Linked DNA regions of Homo sapiens: region 2 is linked to region 1. A link is a contact called in ENCODE Hi-C or POLR2A ChIA-PET data. All regions are on one chromosome and are shown on one strand. Each heading gives the region's core, a stretch centred on a gene start or an enhancer-like site at or near the end of the contact. The rest is flanking DNA. Distances are from core to core; before and after follow the strand shown. Region 1 overlaps JAK3 (Janus kinase 3). Region 2 overlaps FCHO1-AS1 (FCHO1 antisense RNA 1).

Evidence for each region. A loop is a pair of places that touch in the nucleus more often than their neighbours do. ChIA-PET counts read pairs that join two places held with the same protein, here RNA polymerase II (POLR2A). Pooled maps may share reads with other maps.
Region 2: a loop to region 1 is called in a pooled map, with 2.0 times the contacts of the local background. The contact joins two enhancer-like sites. A Hi-C loop is called at or near these places in 4 of 50 pooled maps. POLR2A ChIA-PET finds 5 or more read pairs at or near these places in 16 of 52 experiments (AG04450, B cell, BJ and 13 more).

The regions. Positions count from the first base shown.
Region 1 is chr19:17,828,301-17,831,457 of GRCh38, reverse strand. It overlaps JAK3 (Janus kinase 3), which reads left to right. Exons shown (of 24, transcript NM_000215.4): 21 at 58-230; 22 at 838-955; 23 at 1,240-1,350. Among named protein-coding and RNA genes, the nearest start is that of INSL3, 8.4 kb to the right of the region's middle. RefSeq lists an enhancer at 1-404 and a silencer at 376-425. Within about 2 kb of position 1,262, at least 6 of the 41 ENCODE cell types and tissues checked have a DNase peak (open chromatin) inside an H3K27ac peak, as active enhancers do.
Region 2 is chr19:17,737,638-17,740,794 of GRCh38, reverse strand. The region is part of intron 3 of FCHO1-AS1 (FCHO1 antisense RNA 1); the gene reads left to right. Among named protein-coding and RNA genes, the nearest start is that of FCHO1-AS1, 12 kb to the left of the region's middle. RefSeq lists an enhancer at 1,432-1,932. Within about 2 kb of position 1,419, at least 5 of the 41 ENCODE cell types and tissues checked have a DNase peak (open chromatin) inside an H3K27ac peak, as active enhancers do.

The DNA of each region.
Region 1 (3,157 bases), core at 13-2,512:
GGTACCTGCCGGATTATCCTGGGATCCTCTCTGCACGCTCACACCGCCCGCCCGCAGGGCATGGAGTACCTGGGCTCCCGCCGCTGCGTGCACCGCGACCTGGCCGCCCGAAACATCCTCGTGGAGAGCGAGGCACACGTCAAGATCGCTGACTTCGGCCTAGCTAAGCTGCTGCCGCTTGACAAAGACTACTACGTGGTCCGCGAGCCAGGCCAGAGCCCCATTTTCTGGTGGGGAACCCGCGCCTAGGCTCCGCCCCTATTCCCCACGGCTCTGGCTCCGCCCCCAGCCATGCCCCCGCCCCCTCCCGCTGCTTTGCTCCCCAGCCTTAGCCCCGCCCTTCCTCCGCTGCAGCTTTGGCCCCTCCCACTCCCCAGAGCCCCGCCCCCTCAACAGCACTGGCTCCTCTGTCTCCCGCTGCCCTGCTGTCAGCGGCCCCCAGCCTTAGCCCCGCCCTTCTCTCAGCTCTCGCCCCGCCCAAGCTTCAGAACCCCACCCCTCCAACACGCTGGCTCCGCCCCTCAGGGCTGGCCCCCTCTTAGTTCCGCCCTTCCCCCCGCCCAGTTCTGGCCCCTCCCCCTCCCACGGCTCTGGCCCCGCCCCCATCTCCGCCCCTCCGTGCTGCCCCCGCCTCCTCCCCACAGCCTTAGCTCTTCCCAGGCACCTCCCAGGGCTGGAGAATCCACCTATCCCACAGCCAGGGAAACCGAGACCCTGGAGACGGGACTGACCTGCTCACAGTCCCCACCTACCCTGACCAGTTCCCCATTCCAAGGCTGCCCCCCTCTTCCTGTCCTTTCTACACCCTCGCATCTCAAGACCTTGTCCCCTCTCCAGGTATGCCCCCGAATCCCTCTCGGACAACATCTTCTCTCGCCAGTCAGACGTCTGGAGCTTCGGGGTCGTCCTGTACGAGCTCTTCACCTACTGCGACAAAAGCTGCAGCCCCTCGGCCGTGAGTCGGCTTCCCAGAGCCCCCAGCCTTCTTCTCCCTCCACGCCCCTCGTGGCCAATCTCCAACCTGTCTGCGCCTGCGTCCCTCTTTAGCATGGGGTCACCTGGTCCCAGCATCATAGGCCCCAGTGGGGAGGACGCTTCCTCACCTTTCTGACCCCTTCACGGTTCAGGCAGCCCCTCCCCGCTCCATCACAGATGGCCCCTACCCCCACCACGGGTGGCCCCTCCCCCTCCACCCACGGAGGCTCCTCCCCCACCACATGCGCTCCTCCTTGGCTCCAGGAGTTCCTGCGGATGATGGGATGTGAGCGGGATGTCCCCGCCCTCTGCCGCCTCTTGGAACTGCTGGAGGAGGGCCAGAGGCTGCCGGCGCCTCCTGCCTGCCCTGCTGAGGTGAGCGCCGCAGGGCTAGCCTCAGTTTCCCAGTCTGTAGATTGGGCCGGGGTCTCGGGCAAGCCAGCTGGCGCCTGAGTCTCTGTACTGAGAAGAAAGGCTAGAGTGTGAGGCCGATGAGGATCCTGGCCCCCACTTGGCTACTCTCTCACTGTGTGGCAAGTCAGAGCACTTTCAGAGCCTCAGTTTACCCTTTTCCAAAATGAGAATAGTAATGCCTTATAGGGTGAGGGAAGATTAGACTCCTGAACACCTGTGCCTATGAGGGCTCAGCTCAAAGCCGAGCACACAGTCGATGCTCCATAAATGGTGGTGACGTTCATGGTTTTTTTTTTTCTTTCTTTCTTTCTTTTTTATAGATGGGGGCTCACTCTGTTGCCCAGGCTGGGGTGCAATTATAGCTCACTGCAGCCTCCAACTCCTGAGCTCAAGTGATTCCCCTAGTTCAGTGTCTCTAGTAGCAGGAGCTACAGGTGTACACCACCACACTTGGCTAATTTAAAAATAATTTTTTAGAGATGGGAGCCTCACTATATTGCCCAGGCTGGTCTTGAACTCGTGGGCTCAAGCGATTCTCCTGCCTCAGCCTCCCAAAGTGCTGGGACTATAGGTGTACATCACCATGCCTGGCTAATTTAAAAATAATTTTGGCCAGGTGTGGTGGCTCACACCTGTAAACCCAGCACTTTTGAAGGCTGAGGCGGTCAGATCACCGGAGGTCAGGAGTTCGAGACTAGCCTGGCCAACATGGTGACACCCTGTCTCTACTAAAAATACAAAAATTACCCATGTGTGGGTGCCTGTGATCTCAGCTACTTGCGAGGCTGAGGCAGGAGAATTGCTTGAACCTGGGAGGGGAAGGTTTCAGTGAGCCAAGATCATGCCACTGCACTCCAGCCTGGGCGACAGAGCAAGATTCCATCTCAAAATAAATAAATAAATAAATAAACAAACAAATAAGATAAAAATAATTTTTTTAAGAGACAAGGTCTCGCTATGTTGCCCAGGCTGGTCTTGAACTCCTGGGCTCAAGCGATCCTCCTGCCTTGGCCTCCCAAAGTGCTGAGATTTACAGGCATAAGCCACTGTGCCTGGCTAATTTTAAAAAATTTTTTTAAAGAGATGGGGTCTCTCTGTGTTGCCTAGGCTGGTCTTGAGCTCGTGGGGTCAAGTGATCCTCCTGCCTCGGCCTCCCAAAGTGCTGGGATTACAGACGTGAGCCACCACATCCCACCCTCTCATGGTTTATAATCATATAATCATAACCTTTGTGGAAGTGTCTGACATGCAGTTGGTCATTGATAAATTAATTTGCTCAGGCCAAAAACATTTATTGAGTGCCAACTGTGTGCCAGGACTTGTTGGGTGCTGAAGACCCTGTCCTCCCAGTAACTAGCAAAATCTGATAAGAACATTCTAGGCTGGGCACGATGGCTCATGCCTATAATCCCAACACTTTGGGAGGCTGAGGCAGAAGGATCACTGGAGCCCAGGAGTTCAAGACCAGCCTGGGCAACGTAGTGAGACCTTGTCTCTACAAACAATACAAGCAATAGCCGGTGTGGTGACATGCACCTGTGGTTTCAGCTACTAGGGAGGCTGAGGCAGGAGGATCACTGGAACCCAGGAGTTCAAGACCAGCCTGGGCAACATAGTGAGACCTTGTCTCTACAAACAATACAAGCAATAGCCGGTGTGGTGACATGCACCTGTGGTTTCAGCTACCAGGGAGGCTGAGGCAGGAGGATTGCTTGAGCCCAGGAGGTTAAGGCTGCAGTGAGCCATTATTGTACCACTGCACTCCAGC
Region 2 (3,157 bases), core at 170-2,669, 91 kb after region 1:
GCGGGCACCCAGAAACAACCAAGATGGAGAGGGTGCAGCTCTCATGGGCTCACAGTTGGGGGAATCAATATAAACATATTGACATATAAACATATAAACAAGTAAGAGTCTGCTAGGGCTATGGATTAAAAGGAAATACAACAGGAAGATGTGCTGGTGGACAGGACGACACTTTATTTATTTATTTATTTATTTATTTATTTATTTATTTATTTATTTTGAGATGAAGTCTCGCTTTTGTCCCCCAGCCTGGAGTGCAATGGTGCGATCTCGGCTCACTGCAACCTCCATCTCCCGAGTTCAAGTGATTCTCCTGCCTCAGTCCCCTGAGTAGCTGGCATTACAAGCGCCCGCCACCACGTCCAGCTAGTTTTTGTATTTTTAGTAGAGACGGGGTTTCACCATGTTGGCCAGGCTGGTCTCAAACTCCTGACCTCAGGTGTTCCCAAAGTGCTAAGATTACAGGCGTTGAGCCGCTGCGCCCGGCCTTATTTATTTATTTTGAGACAGTCTCACTTTGTTGCCCAGGCCATCTCAGCTCACTGCAACCTTCACCTCCCAGGTTCAAGCGATTCTCCTGCCTTATCCTCTCGAGTAGCTGGGATTACAGGCACCCACCACCACGCCCGAATAATTTTTTTTTTTTTTTTTTGAGACGGAGTTTTGCTTTTGTCGCCCAGGCTGGAGTGCAGTGACGCGATCTCGGGTAACTGCAACCTCTGCCTCCCGGGTTCAAGTGATTCTCCTGCCTCAGGCTCCAGAGTAGCTGGGATTACAGGCGTGTGCCACCACGCCCCGCTAACCAGGTTGGTCAGGCTGGTCTCGAACTCCTGACCTCAGGTGAGCCACCCACCTCACCCTCCCAAAGCGCTAGGATGACAGGAGTGAGACACTGCATCCGGCCCTAATTTTTGTATTTTTAGTAGAGACGGGGTGTGACTATGTTGGCCAGGCTGTTCTCAAACTCCCGACTTCTGGTGATCCGCCTGCCTCAGCTTCCCAAAGTGCTGGGATGACAGGCGTAAGCCACCATGCCTGGCCAGGACACTTTTAAGAGAGGGAGTCAGGAAGGGTCCAGGCAGTGGACTAAGAGGTAGCAAGGAGGGCTACCTGGAGGAGGTACCATACCAGGCAGGGCTCCACCACGCCCTGCCCCATCACTGCCTCTCTCTGGGAAGAGCTGACATCTTCCCAGAAATGAGCTCTGGCCACGCCCCACCAGGACCTGGCACCCCCACCCCCACCCCTCTTCCACTGGCGGGCCTCTCCCAAGTCCACTTTAAGCCCGCTTCCCCTGCGTCTCCCCTCCCCCAGGGCCCCATGGGATTTGGTCCCAGCTGCTCAGTGAGGCCTCCAGGCAGCTGCCTCCCACACTCTTCCCCCTTTGCGGGGGCGTCAATGTCACCCTTCTCTCAGTTCCTCCAGCAAACCAGGCCTTTGCCTCTGCCGGTCCCTCCTCCAGGAGCACCCTTCCCCTTCCCTAATAAGGCTCACCCTTTTGCATCCTTGGGAAGCCTCCTTTAACCCCCAAGGCGGCAGCGCTAAAAGGCTTCCTCTGAGCCCTCGGGGTGCGCGTGCCACCTCCCCACACCTCACACCATGGGCTGTTGCTTCTTTGTGTTTCACTCGCCCACCTGACACTGTTTGCCCAGTGGGAGGAACTTCCAACAGTTTTTGTTTTTATTTTGTTTTGAGACAGAATCTTGCTCTGTTGCCCAGGCTGGAGTGCAGTGGTGCGATCTCAGCTTACTGCAACCTCTGCCTCCCAGGTTCAAGCAATTCTTCTGCCACAGAGTAGCTGGGATTACAAGACGTGCACCAGCACACCTGGCTAATTTTTGTATTTTTAGTAGAGATGGGGTTTCTCCATGTTGGCCAGGCTGATCTTGAACTCCTGACCTCAAGTGATGCGTCTGCCTCGGCCTCCCAAAGTGCTGGGATTACAGGCATGAGCCACTGCACCTGGCCTAAAAAGCTTTTTTGAGAGTCAACTGGCAAGGAGACAGTAGGCGAAGTTCAAATCTGTCTCTTCAAGCTGGAGCTTGGGGGCAGGTTTCATAGGCAGAGGGTTATCATGGGAGAGATACGGAAATGCAATGGGGGTGATATGACTGCATCACGTGCAGGGGCGATGATGTGTTTTTGGTGCTCAAGTCCACACTGCAGTAAACAAGGCACCGCCCTCCCCCTTTTATTTTTTGAGACAGGGTCTTGCTCTGTTGCCCAGGCTAGAGTGCAATGGCGAAATCACAGCTATCTGTAGCCTCAACCTCCGGAAGCTCAAGTGATCTTCCCACCCCAGCCTCCCAAGTAGCTGGGACTACAGGCGTATGTTACAACACACAGCTAATTTTTGTATCTTTTGTAGACGGGGTCTCACTATGTTGCCCAGGCTAGTCTCCAATTCCTGGGCATGAGACACCACACCCAGCTTTCTCTTTTTAATTTGGTCCCCATTCCTTTTTTTTTTTTTGAGATGGAGCCTCGCTCTGTCACCCAGGCTGGATCTCAGTGACGGTGGGATCTCAGCTCACTGCAATCTCTACTTCCTGGGTTCAAGCAACTCTCCCTGCCTCAGCCTCCTGAGTAGCTGGGATTACAGGTGCGCACCACCATGCCCCGTTAGTTTCTTTTGTATTTTTAGTAGAGACGGTTTCACCATGTTGGCCAGGCTCGAACTCCTGACCTCAGGTGATCCGTCTGCCTGGGCCTCCCAAAGTGCTGGGATTACAGGCATGAGTCACCACGCCCAGCATAGTCCCCATTCCTTGATCCGAGTACTTGGGTTCTACCTGTAGTTGACTTTTTCATTCCACCCAAGGGTTATGAATTGGGCATGCTTTGTTCATCTGTTAATGCTCCAGCGATATGTGACTTGCACCCTGGGGGTCCATTGCACTGAAAAACGACTCATCATTTTGTTACATTTTGTTACTAACAAAGCTGAACCAGATTGGACTGGTTCTATGTTTATACCACACCCATTTGTTGTAGTCTGTTCAGCCTACAACAAAGGAATTCAGTGGTCTGGACAGACTATATGGCTTACAATACCAACAAAGTTTATTCTTTGGCTTTTTTTTTTTTTTTTTTTTTTTTTCAGAGTCTTGCTCTGTCGCCCAGGTTGGAATGCAGTGGCACGATCGCCTCACTGCAA